Regions from separate parts of the Homo sapiens genome. Here all the other regions are linked to region 3. The links are chromatin contacts, found by Hi-C or POLR2A ChIA-PET in ENCODE. All regions are on one chromosome and are shown on one strand. Each heading gives the region's core, a stretch centred on a gene start or an enhancer-like site at or near the end of the contact. The rest is flanking DNA. Distances are from core to core; before and after follow the strand shown. Region 1 overlaps ALPK3 (alpha kinase 3). Region 2 overlaps ALPK3 (alpha kinase 3). Region 3 holds the start of SEC11A (SEC11 homolog A, signal peptidase complex subunit).

The links. A loop is a pair of places that touch in the nucleus more often than their neighbours do. ChIA-PET counts read pairs that join two places held with the same protein, here RNA polymerase II (POLR2A). Pooled maps may share reads with other maps.
Region 1: a loop to region 3 is called in a map of sigmoid colon, with 1.9 times the contacts of the local background. The contact joins the enhancer-like site here to the promoter of SEC11A in region 3. A Hi-C loop is called at or near these places in 1 of 168 maps with a recorded cell type or tissue (sigmoid colon) and 4 of 50 pooled maps. POLR2A ChIA-PET finds 5 or more read pairs at or near these places in 3 of 52 experiments (HEK293T and activated T-cell).
Region 2: a loop to region 3 is called in a pooled map, with 2.8 times the contacts of the local background. The contact joins the enhancer-like site here to the promoter of SEC11A in region 3. A Hi-C loop is called at or near these places in 1 of 168 maps with a recorded cell type or tissue (mammary epithelial cell) and 8 of 50 pooled maps. POLR2A ChIA-PET finds 5 or more read pairs at or near these places in 4 of 52 experiments (Caco-2, SK-N-SH, T-cell and 1 more).

The regions. Positions count from the first base shown.
Region 1 is chr15:84,844,232-84,847,256 of GRCh38, forward strand. All of the region lies in intron 5 of ALPK3 (alpha kinase 3), which reads left to right. Among named protein-coding and RNA genes, the nearest start is that of ALPK3, 28 kb to the left of the region's middle. Within about 2 kb of position 1,525, at least 10 of the 41 ENCODE cell types and tissues checked have a DNase peak (open chromatin) inside an H3K27ac peak, as active enhancers do.
Region 2 is chr15:84,862,340-84,865,494 of GRCh38, forward strand. It overlaps ALPK3 (alpha kinase 3), which reads left to right. Exons shown (of 14, transcript NM_020778.5): 10 at 296-576; 11 at 1,213-1,301; 12 at 2,103-2,326. Among named protein-coding and RNA genes, the nearest start is that of SLC28A1, 21 kb to the right of the region's middle. RefSeq lists enhancers at 1-280, 849-1,350, 1,351-1,850. Within about 2 kb of position 1,897, at least 4 of the 41 ENCODE cell types and tissues checked have a DNase peak (open chromatin) inside an H3K27ac peak, as active enhancers do.
Region 3 is chr15:84,714,497-84,717,567 of GRCh38, forward strand. It overlaps SEC11A (SEC11 homolog A, signal peptidase complex subunit), which reads right to left and starts at 1,643. Exons shown (of 6, transcript NM_014300.4): 1 at 1,529-1,643. The coding sequence starts at 1,579. RefSeq lists enhancers at 1,296-1,861, 1,317-1,386, 1,862-2,427, 2,057-2,176, 2,197-2,306 and 1 more.

The DNA of each region.
Region 1 (3,025 bases), core at 275-2,774, 130 kb after region 3:
AAACCCAAAAAAACAAAAAACAAAAATTAGCCAGGTGTGGTGGTGCATGCCTGTAATTTCAACTACTTGGGAGGCTGAGGCACGAGAATCACTTAAACCTGGGAAGCAGAGGTTGCAGTGAACTGAGATTGTGCTACTGCACTCCAGCCTCGGTGACAGAGTGAGATTCTGTCTCAAAAAACAAAAGAAAAGAAAGAAATTGGCCCACAGGTTTCCAACTTTTGGAATTATTAGACATGAATTATAAAATTAAAATTAGTTTACCTCCTTCATATATCGAAGGAGATAAGAAGACAAGATTGCAAATTTCACCAAATACCTAGAAACTATAAAAAGTGGAAAAGGCCGAGCGCAGTGGTTCACGCCTGTAATCCCAGCACTTTGGGAGGCTGAGGCAGATGGATCACCTGAGGTCAGGAGTTCGAGACTAGCCTGGCCAACATGGTGAAACCCCATCTCTACTAAAAATACAAAACTTAGCTGGGTGTGGTGATGCACATCTGTAATCCCAGCTACTCAGTAGGCTGAGGCAGGAGAATCGCTTGAACCCGAGAGGTGGAGGTTGCAGTGAGCTAGGATCACGCCACCGCGCTCCAGCCTGGGCAACAGAGCGAGACTCCGTCTCAAAAAAAAAAAGGTGGAAAAGACTTGAAAATGAACCAACTAGAATTCCAGAGCTGAAAAATACAATAACTAATATTATTTATTCTGGTTATGGCAGTTTTATTTCTGGATAAGATGGAGTAAATACACTTGATTCTGTATCTCCCACTGAATGCAGCCTAAAATTTAGGCAAAATGTATAATACACCTACTTGACAACTTTGAAAAGCAAATAGTCGCAGACAGATTGGGGATGAAGACCAGAACTCAAAGTACCACTGAACCTACGGTGTTTACTTTTTTTTTTTTTCCCTTCTGGCATTTCCTGGCCTGGTCTTAATGCTGTTTGAAACCCAGATGTAAACATTAACTTGGGCAGAGAGAGTTCCAGAAGCCCTCTAGATCAGCCTTCAGGAATGGAAAAGAGATTTCTTGGCAGTGACAGTGGTAGCAACAGAGGCCACAGGTGCCTAAAACTTTGAGAGAAGAGAATCTTCCCCTCTATTCAGAGGAGCTGTGATCCTAAGAGTGGGACAAGTCCCTGTTCCTTTTTTTTTCTCCTGGGTCTCTTCCTTGGTCCAGATCACAGGCTCATGTGTGAAACAATGTGGCAGAGAGGGGTAAAGGAAGCTCCAGCTATTTGGCCAGAAGACTGAAAAAGGGGGCCCTATGGGGGAAACCGTGGAAAGGGAAAAGCTTGGGAAAATGACCTCTGAGAATCATTAATGACCTCTGGGTTTATAAACTCTTTATAAATTTCTGGGCTCATCCCCAGATTGTTCCTGCATGGATCTGATTCTGAAGAGCATATAAAAAACTTTGAGAATGAAATACTTGGGAGAATAAAAAACTTCGAGAATAAAAACACTAATGAACCATCATGTAAGTCCCACACTGGCCACTGGGTGGCACACACACAGGGCAGATCCAAATAGCACTGCAGGCCGGGTGTGGTGGCTCATGCCTGTAATCCCAGCACTTTGGGAAGCCGAAGCAGGCAGATCACTTGAGGTCAGGAGTTCGAGACCAGCGTGGCCAAAATAGTGAAACACTTTCTCTACTAAAAATAGAAAAAATTAGCCAGGCATAGTGGCACATGCCTGTAGTCCCACCTACTCGGGAGGCTGAGGTGGGAGAATTGCTTGAACCCGGGAACCTGGGAGGCAGAGGTTGCAGTGAGCTGAGATCATGCCATTGCACTCCAGCCTGGGTGACAGAGTAAAGCTTCGTCTCAAAAATAAAACAACAACAATAAAAAAACCCCAAACAGCATTGGAAATGCTTGGAAAATGGAACCGAGATTGAAACTATAACCTCAGAGGCCTGAATGGAATTTGTAGCCTGAACACAACTAGGTAGATTGCCTTCCAAGACAAAGATGTTAATACTCTCCATAAGATTTAAACAAGAATCAGAGTCTTGTAATATTTAAAATGTCCAAATACAATAAAAGTTACATGGCATATGAAAAATCATGAAAATCTCCACTTGCATGGAAAGACAATCAAAGAGTGCCAATGCCACAGTGACACAGATGTTAGAATCATCTGACTTTAAAATCATCTGACTTTACTATAAAAATGTGGCAAGTAAGGGTGAATACTCTGGAAACAAATGGAAAGATAGAAAGTCTCAGCAAAGAGGTAAAAGACTAGGCTGGGGAACATGGCAAAACCCTGTCTTTACAAAAAATACAAAAAAGTTAGCTGGGCATAGTGGTGTGTGTCTGTAGTCTGAGCTATTTGCAGGGCTGAGGTGGGAAGAACACTTGAACCCAGGATGTTGAGGGTGCAGTGAGCTGAGATCACGCCACTGAACTCCAGCCTGGACAAAGGGAGACCCTGTCTCAAAACAAACAAACAAACAAACAAAAAGAGGTAAAAGATATGAAGAACCAAATATCAATTTTATTCATTTTTTATTTTTTATTTTTTTGAGACAGAGTTTTGCACTTGTTGCCCAGGCTGGATTGCCTGGCACGCTGCAGTGGCATGATCTCGGTTCACTGCAACCTTCACCTCCTGGGTTCAAGAGATTCTCCTGCCTCAGCCTCCTGAGGGAGTAGCTGGGATTACAGACGTGTGCCGCTACACTTGGCTAATTTTGTATTTTTAGTACAGGGGTTTCACTGTGTTGGCCAGCCTGGTCTTGAACTCCTGACCTCAGGTGATCCACTCACCTCAGCCCCAAATATCAATTTTAGAATTGAAATTTACAATAACTGAATAAAAAGACTTACTGGTTGAGCCCAACAACAGAGTGATAGGTGACAGGGAGAAGACAGTGAACTTGAAGTTAAAGCAATAGAAATTATTCAATCTGAACACATACGCCCATACACGCACAGAGAGAGAGGAAGGGAGGGAGAAACGGGGAGAGAGAGAGAGAGAGAGAGAGAGAGAGAGAGAGAGAGAGGAATCAG
Region 2 (3,155 bases), core at 647-3,146, 150 kb after region 3:
ATCCTGAGCACTGTGTTTGGACAGTGCTTAGGACGCATTTGTGGAAGGCAGGGGTTATGTGATGGATACCACATGGGTACCGCTAGATGGCAGGGGTTGAATCAAATAGAGTTTCTGCCCCAAGGAGCTCATAGTCTGGTGGGGACTTAATGTGCCCAAAGAGCAGGCGTGGACGGAAAGTGAGCCCAGCAGGTTGGCAGGGTGGGAGGCTCTTCTGGCCTTTTCCTTCCCTGTGAGCCCCACATTGGTGAGACAGGAGCTCCTGGTCTCCCACATTTCTCCTGTTCCCCTTCAGTTGGAGAAGAGATTGAGATGACCCCTATGGTGTTTGCTAAGGGTCTGGCTGACTCTGGCTGCTGGGGGGACAAGCTCTTTGGGCGACTGGTAAGCGAGGAGCTCCGAGGGGGTGGATATGGGTGTGGCCTTCGGAAGGCCTCCCAGGCCAAGGTCATCTACGGGCTGGAACCCATCTTCGAGTCGGGCCGCACGTGCATCATCAAGGTGTCCAGCCTGCTTGTGTTTGGGCCCAGCAGTGAGACTTCTCTTGTGGGCAGAAACTACGACGTCACCATCCAGGTACTATGTCCCATCTTCACACCCCATTCTTTTATTCTCTCACCCCCTCCCCTTTCCCAGCCCAGGTCCTGTTAGGATGCCCAGTATCGAGGCAGAAGGCATCTCAGTCTCAACCTTATGAGGCTCCTAGGAGGACCTTGTGGAAAGCCTGAGATGCAGCCCAGAATTCAGATGCTTGGCCTCAGAGAGCTTGAGAGCTTCAAAACGACTTGGGCCATAGTTTTCAAACTCTATGTTTGCAGCAGAAACCTTCCCCCTGCCCCATACATAATCTCTCATGGAAGCCTTGTTTATATGTGAGATAAAAGGGGGGTGCTGTGGGTGGGGTGGGCAGTCTTCCTGGCTCTACACAGAGTGGTCTCTGGGACACTGTCACATACCATAAGGACTCCCAAAAATAGTTCAGAAATCACTTCGAAAACCTCAGTTTGAAAAGAAGTCCAAAGCCGCTTGTTATACAAAAGAGGAAAATGAGATGCAGAGTGGGGAGCAGGGAGGAGTAAGCCCTTCCTCCCCCAGGGCTGGAATCCTCCTCTCAGTCCCCTAACAGAATAGGTAGCCCACTCACTTAGGGGTAGACACAGTGGAGGACTGAGGAATTTCTTTGCTCACCACATTTGGTTCCCTCATCCACAGGGGTGCAAGATCCAGAACATGAGTCGGGAGTACTGCAAAATCTTCGCAGCAGAAGCCCGGGCCGCGCCTGGCTTTGGGGAGGTGCCTGAGTAAGTACGCAGCGAGGAGGACGTGCAGTGTGCAGCACTGTTGCCTTGGGCTTCTGCAAAGACAGTGATTTCACAGCCTCCCAGGGGCATCCTGCGTTATGCCCATGTGCAAATAGGCTCACAGCCCCATGCTCAGCTCAGTGGCCTCACAAAATGTAGAAATAGAGACCTCATTTACTCTCCACTTGAGAAAAGCCTCTGCTCTGGACTTGAGTCCCGCCCACCCCGGTTCCTCATTCTTTAGTGCAGATGTTGCTGATTGCAGAGTTTGGACACAGCAATTTCTGGGACTCCATGAAGGTGATGGGGTGGGTTAAGCTAGGCAGACTGATCAGGACACTTCCGTGGTATGCAGGCAGGGTCAGTGTGGATTTTTGTAGGAGTCAGCTATAAATGGCAATTGTTTGCATTTTGAGACTTGAACTCTGACCTTTGCATACCTGGGGTCCCACTGGCAGAGAGCCACAATCTGGTTGAATCCTCTCTAAAGGTGCTCCTTCTGTTTGACACATACATGCCTCAATCCCTCACCCAAGCCACACAGTCTGCCTATGCCCATAGCAGGGTTTGGTTCTAATCCCACTGACCAAGAGAATGGACAGGACTCTGAAGCCAAAAATATCCATTTCCTTTCCCAAACTCAGGGTGGAGCTGCTTTCCTTTGCTGTCCTTTGGGCTCGGAGCTGAGAATTACATTCTTGGAAGGGCCCTTCTTTTAGGTCCAAGAATACAGAATTGGGTGGGAGGGAGGAGCTCTCTGGGCCATACTTCCTGCTTACTGCAGGGTGAAACTATGTTTAGGATCATCCCACTGTATCTGATCTACCGGCCTGCAAACAATATCCCATATGCTACCCTGGAGGAAGACCTGGGCAAGCCCCTGGAGTCTTACTGTTCTCGGGAATGGGGCTGTGCTGAGGCTCCGACAGCATCTGGCAGCTCTGAGGCCATGCAGAAATGCCAGACCTTCCAACACTGGCTGTATCAGTGGACAAATGGCAGCTTCCTTGTCACAGACTTGGCAGGTACGAGGGTGTGAGGGTGCACGGGTACGCATGTGCATGGATGTGAAAGCATGCAGAGGAGGCAAAGCCATAGTGCTTGGCTGATCGTTTACAAAGCACCTTTGTCTTTATTCTTTTTTGCTTTTCACAATAATCTTGTAAAGTAGATTGGACACGGAACATTTTGCTCGCAACCCTAATACATACCTCATGTAGCCCAGTCTATCACTGCAGCTGCATTTAAAGGAGCACAGTCCAGGCTCAATTAAAAGTAAAAAGGAATTTATTTCAAAGACCATTACATGGGGTCTAATTCAAAACCCACAACCACCCTTTTCAAAAACCTCCCTTCTTCCCTTCCCTGCAGCTTTGCTCTAGACTTTCTCACTCTCCAAGCTTCCCAAACTCTCCCTTCCATTTTAGCCCAGTAGCTTTACTGTCTCTCCTCCTCCTCCATCTTTGTTAGCTTTTCGTTATGTAAAGCAACTTAGTCTAGCTTCTTTTTAGTTTTATTCCTACGCCCCCCATTACCCAGAACTCCCCAACAAAGGAAGGCCAGCAGGCATGAACCCTCCTTCCTTCTTCAACCAGCTCTCTGCAGGCCTACTGTCATTAAGCAGAACTGGACAGAGGAGAGGAACAGAGAAAATGCTCAGGGGAAGGAGAGGTTGCTGGGAATATCACACATCATTAAATCTTGTCTCTGTGGTAAATAAGTGAGAAAACTAGAGACCAGAGATATAAAACGGACTCAAATGTGTGTTTCACTGGGGTTAAATTGTACGATAATTATTATATATATAGCTCCATATACTGGGGGGAGGGCGGGCTAGGTAACATTAAGCCATTA
Region 3 (3,071 bases), core at 393-2,892:
CGTAAAAACGGTTGAAATGGAATATTTTATGTTGCATATCTTTTTACAACAATAAAAGTAAACATAGGCACAGACAGGTTAAGTAATCTGCTCAAAGTCACACAGCCAGTAAGTAGCAGAGCTACTTCAAACCTCTGAAATCTAGCTTTAGAGTCCATATTCTTAACTTCTATACTGTATTGCTTCTCACAAAGTCTCATTTTCTTCATGTTTAATAAGAACAACGTTACCTACCTTACAGGTGTATAAAGTGCTTCACACATGGCAAGAGCTCAAAAAAGTTATTGTTTTGCCTTAGTCCTTTTCTACACATTTAGGCTCCTTGAAGGCCGAGTCTTTCTTAACTATCTTTGCATTTCTCTCATTGTACCTAGCATAGAGTACAATAAATATCAGACTCAAAATAAATACTTTCCTCAGAGAAATATCTGTGGCATCTAGAAATCCAAATATGGATTAAAAAAAGACAACACTATACAAGTAAAAATTTGAAGTGTTGTCATAAAGACATAAAGTAACGTTTGCGCAATTTTTATAGAATGCTCAATTCTGACTGACAGAATTGACACTGAGCTAGCTAAGGCCTGAAGGGGAGTAAGGAAAGGTTGTGTATCTACTTCCCTAAGTGGCAGTTATAAGTACAAAAAATGCAAGTCCAAGGAAAAAAAATCCTTAATGGTGACATCAGGATAATCATAACAGTAAAATACTGTTTAAAACAAAAAAAAAGTCCGATGCAGCAAAACTAGGCTCTACAGACACACTAGGCGCAAAAGATAAAACAGAACAACCTTTTCTAAGGACTAAATAATTACAACAATATTCTCAGTACTATTTGGCATACGATCTAGAAGATCAAAGTAAAGTGTAAGGACAAAATCAGGAGACCTACATTTCCAGATCCCCGTGGCACTGATATTGGACTGTAAAACCATAGATTCCGAGGGCTGCCGCCTTAGTGCTAAGCGGACGCAAGGGCAAGTAGTGTAACTGTTCCAACTCGGAGCCCAGAGTGGTCCAAGTCAAAGTCGGTGCAGCCCGCTACGGTTCAGCTCTACTAAAGGGTTGCAAGGAGCTGAAAGCAGCAAAACGGTTTTTGTGGGGCCTCCAATCGCCTTCCTGAGCGCCCCAGAAACCGGCTAAACCTCGTCTCTCCCGAAACCACCTGGAGTCGCTCCGACTGGAGAAATCAAGAGTCCGCCGCCTTAAAATGACTAAAACAATAAGCAACCCCAACTCCCACTTCAAGCGCGTACGGTTTCCATTTGCTCCCCTGCCTCAGTGGGAGGAATGGAACGTGAAGACACCGCTTCCCGCCCCGCCCCCGGTAGGCCCTGAATCAGTTCGGGGTTAAAAATAATGAGGCGGACAAGGCGGCCTCTGGCCACAGTCTCCAAAGAAAGCGAATGACCCGGGTATCAGACCAGCTCAGACCCTCACACCAGAACCCTGGGGTCCGCCGGGCCCCGCAGCAGCAGCCTCGAAGGGACAAGAAGAGCCAGGAGAAAAAGAGGACGGACAAGCTCACCTGCCGCTTGTTCATCCGCCGCACATCGTCCAAAAAGTCTAGAGACAGCATGGCGGGGACGGCGAGCAGGACACCGGCAGGGGAAAGGGCGCGATGACCAGCGGGCGGAACTACTGGAGCTCGGGTCGGGCTCACACTGGACAGGACCCCGCAGTGCTTGCACTTCCGCTTCCGGGGCGGGAGCTGGCACGGTCGGGCACGGTCCCCGCCCCCCGCGCCCCTTCGCTGCGGAGAGCTGACAGAGAGACTCACGACCTTGCTAGTCCAGTCTCAGGGCTTGGCCTCGCCGTGGGAGGGTTCTCACGCTCTGGCTCTCGCCTGCCAAAAACCGACTGGACGCCACTTCCCGCGCTCGGCCCCGCGGCCCTTCACCGAGGCGGCGACCCAGGCTTAGTTGGGGAGGCTGCTCTGCCACCTTCGGAAGGCGGGCCTCTGTGCCCGCCCGGCCAATCGCGAGCAACCTCTCCGGTGTGGGCGGGTAGAAGCGGTTCCGCGTCCCGGCTTGGGTATGGGTGTGGCAGTGGATGTGTCGTCTGACCGTAGGTTCTCTGGTCGAGCAAGTCTCCTGCGCTATGGGAAGCTGAGGAGGTGCTTTCTTTCTTTCTGTCTCTGTCTCTCTTTCTTTACGTCTCTGTCTCTGTTGAGGTGCTTGCTTGCTTGCTTGCTTACTTTCTGTCTGTCTGTCTCTTTCTCTTTTTCTTTCTCTTTCTCTCTTTCCTTTCTTTCTCACTGTGTCGCCCAGGCTGGAGTGCAGTGGCGCAATCTCAGCTCACTGCAACCTCCGCCTCGCGGGTTCAGGCGATTCTCCTGCCTCAGGCTCCCAAGTAGCTGGGACTACAGGCGCGCGCCACCAAACCTGGCTAATTTTTGTATTTTTAGTAGAGACAGGGTTTCACTATGTTGGCCAGGCTGGTCTCGAACTCTTGAGCTCAGGTGATCCGCCCGCCTTGGCGTCCCAAAGTGCTGGGATTACAGTCGTGAGCCACCGCGCCCGGCCATCGAGGTGCTTTCAATAAGTGCTTTTCGCGTAAGGTTGGACCGTGTGAGAGACCTTCCGAGCACTGCCTGAGCCTGCCAGGAGTTTACAGTCCAATTGGAGAGAAAACAGCCCGGGAGAATTAGAAAACATCCAAATGGTGCAACAGCGTGATGAGACCACCAGTGGTGTGGGTCGTTAGGAAGTGGCTTCCTTTCTGACCTTGACTTTGCTGACAGGATTTGACATGGTCTCCTTGAATTCTACCTCCTGGTTTTCTTAACTTGGACACCTTGAAGTGACTATCTTTTCGCTACCTTTTGCTTTGACTGGCCAAAGCTCCTAATACGCACTTCAGTCAACAAAGACTAAAGCTGGATTACTTGGTATCATTTCTCTCTCTTTTTTTTTTTTTTTTTTTTTTTTCAAAATAATCCTTCTCTCCCATTAGGGAAAGATGAATGAAGGATATACTGGAACTCTTTGTAGTATCCTCGAAATTCTTTAAATGGAAAGTCATTCCAAAATAAAAACTTGAATTTATTGGAGGATGGCTGTAATAAAAAA